Regions from separate parts of the Homo sapiens genome. Here region 1 is linked to region 2. A link is a loop called in an ENCODE intact Hi-C map of the cell type or tissue named here. Cell type or tissue: K562. All regions are shown on one strand. Each heading gives the region's core, and the rest is flanking DNA. Links, peaks and the distances in the headings are about the cores only.

Region 1 (5,374 bases), core at 182-5,181, 83 kb after region 2:
CTGCCTGCCTGCCTTCCTTCCTTCCTTCCTTCCTTCCTTCCTTCCTTCCTTCCTTCCTTCCTTCCTTCCTTCCTGTCAGGCCTCTGAGCCCAAGCTAAGCCATCATATCCCCTGTGACCTGCACATACACATCCAGATAGCCGGTTCCTGCCTTAACTGATGACATTCCACCACAAAAGAAGTGAAAATGGCCTGTTCCTGCCTTAACTGATGACATTATCTTGTGAAAGTCCTTCTCCTGGCTCATCCTGGCTCAAAAGCTCCCCTACTGAGCACCTTGTGACCCCCACCCCTGCCCGCCAGAGAACAACCCCCTTTGACTGTAATTTTCCTTTACCTACCCAAATCCTATAAAATGGCCCCACCCCTATCTCCCTTCGCGGACTCAGCCCACCTGCACCCAGGTGAAATAAACAGCCTTGTTGCTCACACGAAGCCTGTTTGGTGGTCTCTTCACACGGACGTGCATGAAACTTCCTTCCTTCCTTCTTTCTTTCTTTCTTTTTTTGACAGTGTCTCACTCTATTGCCCAGGCCGGAGTGCAGTGGCATGACCTTGGCTCACTGCAACCTCTGCCTCCTGAGTTCAAGCAATTCTCATGCCTCAGCCTTCCTAGTAGCTGGGATTACAGGCACCTGCCACCGTGCCCAGCTAATTTTGTATTTTTAGTAGAGATGGGGTTTTACCATGTTGGCCAGGCTGCTCTCAAACTCCTGATCTCAGGCGATCCGCTTGCCTCAGCCTCCCAAAGTGCTGGGATTACAGACCACCATGGCCAGCCTGCCCCCAAATTCATATGTTGAAATCCTTCCCCCTAAGGTGATAAGATTAGGAGATGGGGCCTTTGGGAGGTGATTAGTTCATGAGGGTAGACCCCTCATGAATAGTATTAGTGCCCTTATTATAAAAGGGATCCCAGAGAACTCTCTTGCTTTCTCTCTACCATATGAAGATATAATGAAAAGACTGCAGTCTGTTACCCAGAAGAGCACTCATCAGAACCCAGTCACGCTGGCACCTTGATGTTGAACTTCCAGACTCCAAAACTATGAGAAATAAATGTCTGCTGTTTATCAACCACCCTGTTTATAGTACTTTGTTATAGTAGCCTGAATTGACTAAGACAATTATGGAGCTTGAAAGAACTGTGAGCTCCTCTTATGGTCAAAGGAGCTGAAACTTAGGCTTTGTCCTGAAATTTCCCTCTTTTTTTCCCCCTGAATCATTAATTATTAATTTTCCCTTTCTTTGATCCTCGGTTAAAAAAAAATCCTCTCTTAACCCTATATTCTGCTCCAGCTGTGTCTCATTTTTCTGTTGTCCTTTATATCAAAACTCTCCCCAAAGACTTGTTATGCTTTGTCTTGACTTCCTCTCCTTTTATCTCTCTTGAACCTGCTTCACTCAGACATCTGACCCAAAACTCCACCAAAATCGCCCTTGTCAAATCCACTAGGCAATCTTCAGTCTTCATTTTATTGGCAAGTCAAGAGCATTTCAACCATTGGATCACTGCCTGTTTCCTGAACTGCTTTCTTCACTTGGCTTTCATGATAGCTAATACAGAGTCCAGGTAGATGGCAAGTGCTTTGGTTTGAAAGTATCCCCTGGAAGATGGAGTGTTGCAAACTTCATTGCCACTGTGGTAATGTTAAAAGGTGGGGCTTTCTCGAGGTGATTGGGTCATGAGGGTGGAGCCCTCATGGTGGATTAATGCCATTATTGTGGGTGTTTGGCCCCCTTTTCCTTTCTGTCTCTCTCACACTCTTCCTCTCTCACTCTCACCCTTTCTCACCCTTCCATCTTCTGCCCTGCCAAGGGACGACTCTTCAGATGCCAGTACCACAGTCTTGGACTTACCAGCTTCCAAAACTGTGAGACACAAATTTCTTTTAAAAGTAAATTACCCAGTCTTGAGTATTCTAAGACAACCACTAATGACTCCTGCTTCCTTTTCCATTAAGAAGAGCTCTTTTTGGGGTATAGCAGCAATAGGTCTTGCATTTCCCAAACCTGTTTCTCCCTAGGTAGGGGTAACAGAATTTGAAGTGAGGTGGTTAAGAAGTGTCTTCTTTACTCTTCCCCATCTGGCTCCAAGTGGATGCCCAGGGTGACTTTGGAAGCCTCTGTTAGCCTGGGTACCTGAATAACTGTGTGGAGCAGAGCCCCTTGTGGTGTGTCAGATGAACTTCAGATGTACAGCACAGCATCAGTTTCTCCTGCTCATTGATGAGCATCTGCTTCAGTCTTCCTTATTGGCAAACCAGCTGTCTTTGCTTCTCAGTCCACATAGTAGGCAGCCTACAAGGTAGCTAACTGTAGCACCTGGGGTCACATGTTTCAGCCCCAAAACATTTAATGACTGACTGAATTCCTAATTCTCAGAAAAGAATCTGCTTGGTCCACATAAGTTCAGGTGTCTACCTCTGGTCCAACCAGCTATGACCAGGGAGATGTCCCTGAAATATCATCTTGGTGGTTGGAGATCTGCTCTGTGACCTTGTGCATCAGAACATGGGGAGAGGTTTCAGGAGAGTTTCTGTGTGAGTGGGAAAACTATTAAGTGCCTACTCTACATCCCAATATTTCACTGTTTTTCCCTTTCTCTAGCCCCATCTCCCATCCCTCCACGCTCCACCCCATCCACTCTAAATACTCTTTTACTTTCTTGAATCCTCTTGGTATGTCCTGCAACTCCAGTAGTCTTCTCTGGTCAAGTTTGCATATTTTCCTATATTCAGTGCCTCAGAGTCAGATCTTGGAATCCTCTGACATCTCCAGACCACTTGTTTTCTGTCCTTGTATAAAGTCATCAGCTCCTTTGAGGTCTACATCATTTGGCTATGCCTTTCTCTCTCTTCTCTTTCTGCTATCTAACCACCTCCCAGGTATCCATTTTCATGCATCAAATATTTTACCACCTGTCTCAAAGTTTCCTCTTCAATTTCAGCTCCTGTTCTCTTCCGGGTGACTTCAGCTTTCACATGGCAGGTACATCCCACACCTTGCATTCTCCATGTTTTGAACGCCTCTACTTTATGACCTTCTTGTCCTCTCCATTTTAGTCTACCACATCCATGGCCACACTTAAACTTTATTCTCATCTGAAATTGTACCTTGGAAATCTTGAACATCCCAGTCTCTAATGACAGGTTTCTGATTTTGAAATTCTTGCCCTTGGTTCCTCTCGACAGAACTGTTTTCGGTTTTGCTCTGCTCCACTCTTGATTTCTTTCCTTACCCACTTTAGACTCCATGAACTATCATTTCAACCACTCTCTTTTTCAATACCCTCAGCTCCCTTTCCCCTTCTTCCATTTTACCAGCTTTGAAAATCCCCAAATCTGGATGAATACAAGAAGCTGTCCTCTTCCCACCAACCCAAATATATGACTTTATAGCAGATTTTTTGCCTACTTAATACCCCACAGAGGCTCTCTAATGCCTCAGGATAATGTTCCAATTTAACATGGCAGCAAAGCTCCTGAAGACCTGGCCTCTATTTATGGCTCCAACTTCGTCCCTCACTTCGTTTTCTCCACTCCAACTGTACTGAGCTCTCTCCTGTATCTTCCACACCCAAATCTCTGCACTGGCTTTCATACCTACCTGGAAATCTTTTCTCCCAGCTAATGCTAAGTCTTCCTTCAGTTCTTAACATACACATAATTTTCTCCTTAGTCTTTCTCCTGAGGTTTCTATAACTCTTTCTCAAAAATCTGCCTTTAGTCGCAGTCTCTGCATCATAGAGCTTGTCACTTTTATGCAATGGTTTGGTTTTTTCATAGACTCTTGAGGAACAAAGAGGCACGGTACCTTGTCTGTTCATCATATTCACATTTCCAGCACAGATTCTGGATCAAAGTAATTTTTTTTTTCAGGGTCTCACTCTATCACCCAGGCTGGAGTGCAGTGGCGTGATCTCAGCTCCCTCTGCCCCCCAGGCTCCACCCCCTGGGCTCAAGCGATTCTCTCTCCTCAGCCTCCTGAGTAGCTGGGATTACAGGCATGCACCACAACACCCAGCTAATTTTTGTATTTGTAGTAGAGATGGGGTTTTGCCATGCTGGCCAGATTGTTCTCGAACTCCTGACTTCAAGTGATCCACTCACCTTGGCCTCCCAAAGTGCTGGGATTACAGGTGTGAACCACTGCACCCAGCCCAAAGTGAGTCTTTTTTTTTTTTTTTTTGAGATGGAATCTCGCTCTATTGCCCAGGCTGGAGTGCAATGGCATGATCTTGGCTCACTGCAACCTCTGCCTCCCAGGTTCAAGCAATTCTCCTGCCTCAGCCTCCCGAGTAGCTGGGATTACAGGCATGCACCACCATGCCTGGCTAATTTTGTATTTTTTGTAGAGGTGGGGTTTCTCCATGTTAGCCAGGATGGTCTTGATCTCCTGACCTCGTGATCCACCCACCTTGGCCTCCCAGAGTGCTGGGATTACAGGTGTGAGCCACTGCGCCTGGCCTCCAAAGTAAGTCTTAATGAATATTACATAGTATTCAAATGAATGAATGGGTGTAGAAGGTAGGAAGATAAGGTTCCCTCAATGTTTTTTAAAGCAATATCTGACATTGAAAAAATTGTACATTATTATTTTTTATTTTCTCTTTCCTTTTTTTTTTTTTTTTTTTTTTAATGCAGTCTTACTCTATCACCCAGCCTGGAGTGCAGTGGTGTGATCTCAGCTCACTGCATTCTCAACCTTCCAGGTTCAAGTGATCCTCCCACCTCAGCCTCCCAAGTAGCTGGGTCTACTGGTGTGCACCATCATGCCTGGCTAATTTTTTTTCTTTTTGTCTTTTTAGAAACAGGGGTTTCACCATGTGGTCCAGGCTGGTCTGAAACTCCAGAGCTCAAGTGATCTGCCTGCCTCAGCCTCCCAAAGTGCTGGGATTACAGGCATGAGCCACTGCACCCGGCCATTATTTTCTTCTTCTTTTTTTTTTTTTGAGACAGAGGTTCGCTTTTGTCACCCAGGCTGGAGTGCAATGGTGCGATCTTGGCTCACTGCAACTTCTGCCTCCCAGGTTTAAGCGAATCTCCTGCCTCAGCCTCCCAAGTAGCTGGGATTACAGGTGCTTGTCACCATGCCCAGCTAATTTTTGTATTTTTAGTAGAGACGGGGTTTCACCATGTTGGTCAGGCTGTTGTTGAACTCCTGATCTCCAGTGATCCGCCTGCCTCAGCCTCCCAAAGTGCTGGGATTACAGGCATGGGCCACTGCACCTGGCCCATTATTTTCTTAATATTTATGTTTTGCTTCCTTTCAGTAGAACAGACACACAAGAAGTAATTCTTAGAAAAATGCTGATGAGCACCTGGAGGCTCTGATGTCCACACTAGATGCCTTAGAAAAAAGAACTATAGCC
Region 2 (5,374 bases), core at 157-5,156:
CACCTGGACAAAATAGTAAGCCCTCACCTCTTTTGCCCTTCATGCTTATTTATTTTTCCTTGCATATATCATCAACGTGTGATAAATGTTAATACCACATATTAGTGTGTTTATTCTCTTCTCCACACAAGAATGCCAACTCCATAGGGGCAGGAATCTTGTCTCTTTTCTCTTTGTTGTATGATGAACACCCAGGACAGAGCCTGGCACAGAGGAGATGAGAAAGAGAAGGAAGGAGAGACAGAGGTCAGGTGTGGTGGCTCATGCCTGTAATCCCAACACTTTGGGAGGCCAAGAGGGGTGCACTGCTTGAGCCTGGAGAGTTCGAGACCAGCTTGGGCAACATGGTGAAACCCCGTCTCTACAAAAAGTACAAAAATAGTAGTTGGGCGTGGTGGCATGTGCCTGTAGTCCCAGCTACTTGAAAAGCTGAGTCGGGAGGATTGCTTGAGCCCAGGGGTCAAGGCTGCAGTGAGCAATGATCATGTCATTGCAGTCCAGCCTGGGTGACAGATGGAGACCCTGTCTCAAAAAAAGAAAAGAGAAAGAGAAGGAAGGAGGGGGAGAGAGACGAAAGAAAGAAAAAGAAAGGAGGAGGGAAGGAGGAAGGAGAGGGGCGGAATGGAGGGAAAAGGAGAAGGAAAGACAGAAGAAGGAAGAGAGGGAGGAAGGGAGAAGGGAGGAAAGAGAAAGAAGGAGACAGGGAGTGCGGAAAGAAATAGAAAGGAGGAAGGAATTCTAACTCCATATTATCAAGGTCACAGATGAGTAGCCTAAAATAAAAAATTGGTTGTTCTACCTAGAGCAAGAGATTCTGTCAGGATTCTGTCAGAGAGCAGTGAAACAACTGGCCATGTTTTTTTTTTTTTTTTTTTGAAATGGAGTTTCGCTCTTGTTGCCCAGGCTGGAGTGCAATGGTGCATTCTCAGCTCACTGCAACCTCCACCTCCTGGGTTCAAGCAATTCTCCTGCCTCAGCCTCCCAAGTAGCTGAGATTACAGACATGTGCCACCACACCCGGCTAATTTTGCATTTTTAGTAGAGACGGCGTTTCTCCATATTGATCAGGCTGGTCTCAAACTCCCGACCTCAGGTGATCCGCCTGCCTTGGCCTCCCAAAGTGCTGGGATTACAGGCGTGAGCTGCTGCGCCCAGCCTAGGCATTTCTTTAAAATCTATCCATTCATGTGCTCCATTAGTCAAAATAAAAGGCAATATCTAGTAATGATGCCAGGATAAGGAGTAGGCTACATTGGATTCTAATCAAAGGAGGCATGAGTCACTGAAAAACCATCATCATTTGTTGGCTGCTTTCTTCTATAGTTTCTGAACAATAAATAAGAAGGATTGGCCAATCTTGTTACTTGGCATAATAAACCAGGTAAGCATACTTGATGATTCAATTCCATTTGGAACCGATACTACACGTTAAGGAAACAAAACTAACATTGGCATTCAGCTGAGTTCTGTCCAACGACCCTTTGCCTCCACTGTGTCTTGTTGGGCATGCTGCTATAATTTTAAAGGTAATGACTGTAATAGTACCACCTCGCATTCATGTGAGTTCACGTGAATTAGGCTTCTACCACTCTTGAAAGTAATTTTAATTATCTCGTTTAATGACCTTCACCTTGCAGGAAAGAAACAGAGACATGAAGAGGTTAAGACAAGTGACGGAGGTCTCAGGGCCAGGCAGGGAAAGAGTGACTTGTTTTGGAGGGTGGGAGCCCACCCACACAATCAACCACAGTCACCCAGATCTGCCCACTGAGGTGAGAGAAAGGAGGGGAAATAAAACAGCAAGCCCTTTTCTTTCCTCCTCATATCTGTTCTCAGGACTCATTTCCTGTCTAACTCAGAGTCACCTTAGATCCTTAAAAGTGACTGGAACCAAGTCACTAAAAAAAAAAAAAAAGAAAGAAAAAAGCAATTATTTTTCACAATGTGAAGCCTTCTTTGGGAGAAGTTGGCTAGAAAATAATAGGAGAAAAGGCTGGAACAACTGTCTAGGACATTTCCTAATATGTTATTTTCACCCCCCTTCCCTCAAAGGTCAACAAGATACTCCACTGTGGAAGCTTCTTCAAAAGCAGTTCATCTGGATGTCTTCAATACTCCAGATGGCTTCTCTAAGTCCTACTCCAGGCCGATCGTTATGCAATCTGTTATCTTCCTTTCCAACTGTTTTCTCAGGCTTTTTTTTTTTTTTTTAAATAGGGTATCACTGTCGCCCAGGCTGGAGTACGGTGGTGTGATCACAGCTCACTGCAGCCTTGACCTCTTGGGCTCAAGTGATTCCTCCCACCTCAGCCTCCCATGTAGCTGGGACTATAGGCATGTGCCACCACACCCAGCTGATTTTTACATTTTTTGTAGAGATGGGATTTCGCTATGTTTCCCAGGCTAGTCTTGAACTTTTGGGTTCAAGCAATCTGCCCGGCTCAGCATCTGAAAGTGCTGGAATTACAGGTGTGAGCCACAGTGCCTAGCCAGGCTAATTTCTTATCTATTGAAAGCTGGAATCCAATGCAGGAATCCAATGCAGAAACTATGTAAGATTTCAATCTGTTATATATCTACCATCTTCCTGAGACAGGCCATTGAAAGTCAAATTCCACTGTCATTTGTTCCAGGGGAAAAAAGAAACATGAATATATATGTTTGTAAACACAAAGATGATTTCTAAAAAGATAACCAATAAACTGGTGATGGCCCGTGCCTTTGGGTAGGAGAGTTGGGTAACTGGGTTAAAAGGAGGCAGGAAAACTGACACTTTATTTTTTATTTATTTATTTATTTTGAGACAGGGTCTCACTCTGTTGCCCAAGCTGGAGTGCACCGGTGGGATCTCGGCTCACTGCAACCTCCGCCTCCCAGGCTGAAGTGATCCTCCCACCTCGGCTTCTCAAGTAGCTGGGATTACAGGCATGTGCCACCATGCCCAGCTAATTTTTTGTAGTTTTTGTACAGACAGGGTTTTGCCGTGTTGGCCAAGCTGGTTTCGAACTTCTGGGCTCAAGCGATCCTCCTACCTTGGCTTCCCAAAGTTCTGGGATTACAGGCGTGAGCCACCTTATCTGGCCAAGGCTGACACTTAATACCCTTTTGTACCTTTCGAAGGTTGTACCATTTGCATGTATTACTTATTCCAAAAATTAAATGAAAAAACAAATAATAGGTGGAACAAAACTGAAGCTTGGAAACTGTGGGAGCCCTTTATCAGGAAATAACAAACATGATGGTATCACATCTTGACTTTCCAGTGATGGTCAACAACAGAAGCATTTACCAGATAGTGAGCTCCCCACATGCAAGCGGCAACTTTAATTGTACCTTAAATCTTTGCCCTTGTATTAGTTATCTGTTGCTGCCTAACAAAATACCCCCAAATTTAGCAGTTTGAACCACAAGTATTTATAATCTCAGTTTCTTTTTCTTTTTCTTTTTTTTTTTTTTTGAGACGGAGTCTCGCTCTGTCGCCCAGGCTGGAGTGCAGTGGTGCGATCTCGGCTCACTGCAAGCTCCGCCTTCCAGGTTCACGCCATTCTCCTGCCTCAGTCTCGGGAGCAGCTGGGACTACAGGCGCCCGCCGCTACGCCCGGCTAATTTTTTGTATTTTTTTTTTAATAGAGACGGGGTTTCACCATGTTAGCCAGGATGGTCTTGAGCTCCTGACCTCGTGATCCGCCCGCCTCGCCCTCCCAAAGTGCTGGGATTACAGGCATGAGCCACCGCGCCCGGCCTATAATCTCAGTTTCAATGGATCAAGAATCTGGGTATGGCTCAGGGTCTCCTCCCAAGGCTGCAGTCAAGGTGTGAGCCAGAGCTGCAGTCACCTAAAGGTCGGCCTGGGGATGATCCACCTCCAAGCTCACTCACAGGGCTGTTGGCAGGATTCCATCCTCTTGGGCTGTTGGCCAGAGGCCAGCTCCAGTTCTTTGCCATGAATGTCTCTCCATGGGGCAGCTGGCTTCTCTTACAGTAAGTGAGAGCATGAGAGAGCATCAGCAAGAGGGAAGTGGGGTGTTTCTGTGCCCCAGCCTCAGAAGTGACATCCCATCACTGTGGCCATATTTTATTCACTAGAAGGGCATCACCAGGTCTAACCCCTGCTCAAGGGAGAGGATTTCCCAGAAACAGAAGAAATCACAAATTACACTTCACAAGAATCCTGAGATATTTTAGAAAGGTTCCAAATTTGGCCAAAAGTAGCTTAAGAAGGCTTTTATGGACCAAGCATAAGAAGTTTAGCAGGGCTGGGTGTAATGGCTCACACTTGTAATTCCAGAACTTTGGGAGGCTGAGGTGGGCAGATTGTTTGAGCCCAGGAGTTCGAGACCAGCCCAGGCAACATAGCAAAACCCCATCTCTACAAAAAATGCAAAAATTAGCTGGGCATGTGCTTGTGGTCCCAGCTACTCGGGAGGCTGAAGTGAGAGGATTGCTTGAGCCTGGGAGGTCGAGGCTACAGTGAGCTGTTACTGCACCACTGCACTCCAGCCTGGGCGACAGAGTGATACCCTCCCTCAGAAAAAAAAAAGGAAGAAGAAGAAGGAGAAGGAGAAGAAGAAAGAAGTGTAGCAGCAGAGAGAAATTACTTCACTCAAACCAGCATTGAGAGAGGCAGAGAATTAGGAGCACTCACAGGCAGAGCTGAAAGGCTCCCAGAAGGGGCAAAAATAAAATGTAAAATTAACCTTTGAAATCCAAAGTTGGTATCAGGTATAGCCTAATGTTCACTTTTTAATTTTAGCAACACCGAACATGGTATTTCTACCTTATTTTTAGTATAATTATCCATTCTTAACTTGTGTAATGAAAGAAAAAATAGGGGCGGGCATGGCGGCTCACGCCTGTAATCCCAGCACTTTGGGAGGCCGAGGCGGGTAGGTCACGAGGTCAGCACTTCGAGACCAGCCCAACCAACATGGTGAAACCCCGTCTCTACTAAAAACACAAAAAAATTAGCTGGGCGTGGTGGCGGGTGCCTGTAATCCCAGTGACTTGGGAGGCTGAGGCAGAATTGCTTGAAAACTGGAAGACAGAGGTTGCAGTGAGCCGAGATTTCCCACTGCACTCCAGCCTGGGAAATAAGAGCAAAACTCCGTCTCAAAAAAAAAAAAAAGAGAAAGAAAGAAAAAATAACAAAAATAACATAGGTAAATTAACAGTTATAATATTAAACAGTCTCTTTTGGCTAAACCTGTTATAAATCACCACGGCATATAAATGTTAGAGCTTAGATGCTGAATAAACCAACTGGCCTTGAAGCCCACATTTCTAATTCTCATAACAGATTTATTATGAATCTCAAATTTCACAAATTTGTCTGTCTGTGTAAAATTGTTTTGGAAGATGTCAATAAATGTAGAGG

What was found. Hi-C counts contacts between places; a loop is a spot of excess contacts. Peaks named below come from ENCODE experiments on the same cell type or tissue, not always from the same donor. Only the 100,000 strongest peaks of a DNase experiment are listed, where the experiment ranks them.
Region 1: a loop joins it to region 2, with 2.1 times the contacts of the local background. A loop is called at or near these places in 3 of 110 quality-filtered maps.

The regions. Positions count from the first base shown.
Region 1 is chr18:57,857,299-57,862,672 of GRCh38, forward strand. No RefSeq gene overlaps it. Among named protein-coding and RNA genes, the nearest start is that of ATP8B1, 57 kb to the left of the region's middle. In K562, for the core only: a CTCF peak has its summit at 2,173; a DNase peak (open chromatin) is centred at 2,183.
Region 2 is chr18:57,774,787-57,780,160 of GRCh38, forward strand. The region is part of intron 1 of ATP8B1 (ATPase phospholipid transporting 8B1); the gene reads right to left. LOC124904310 (a long non-coding RNA gene) reads left to right here. Exons shown (of 2, transcript XR_007066388.1): 2 at 1,638-5,374. Among named protein-coding and RNA genes, the nearest start is that of ATP8B1, 26 kb to the right of the region's middle. RefSeq lists an enhancer at 1,039-2,238. In K562, for the core only: no CTCF peak of the experiment used is centred there; a DNase peak (open chromatin) is centred at 2,125.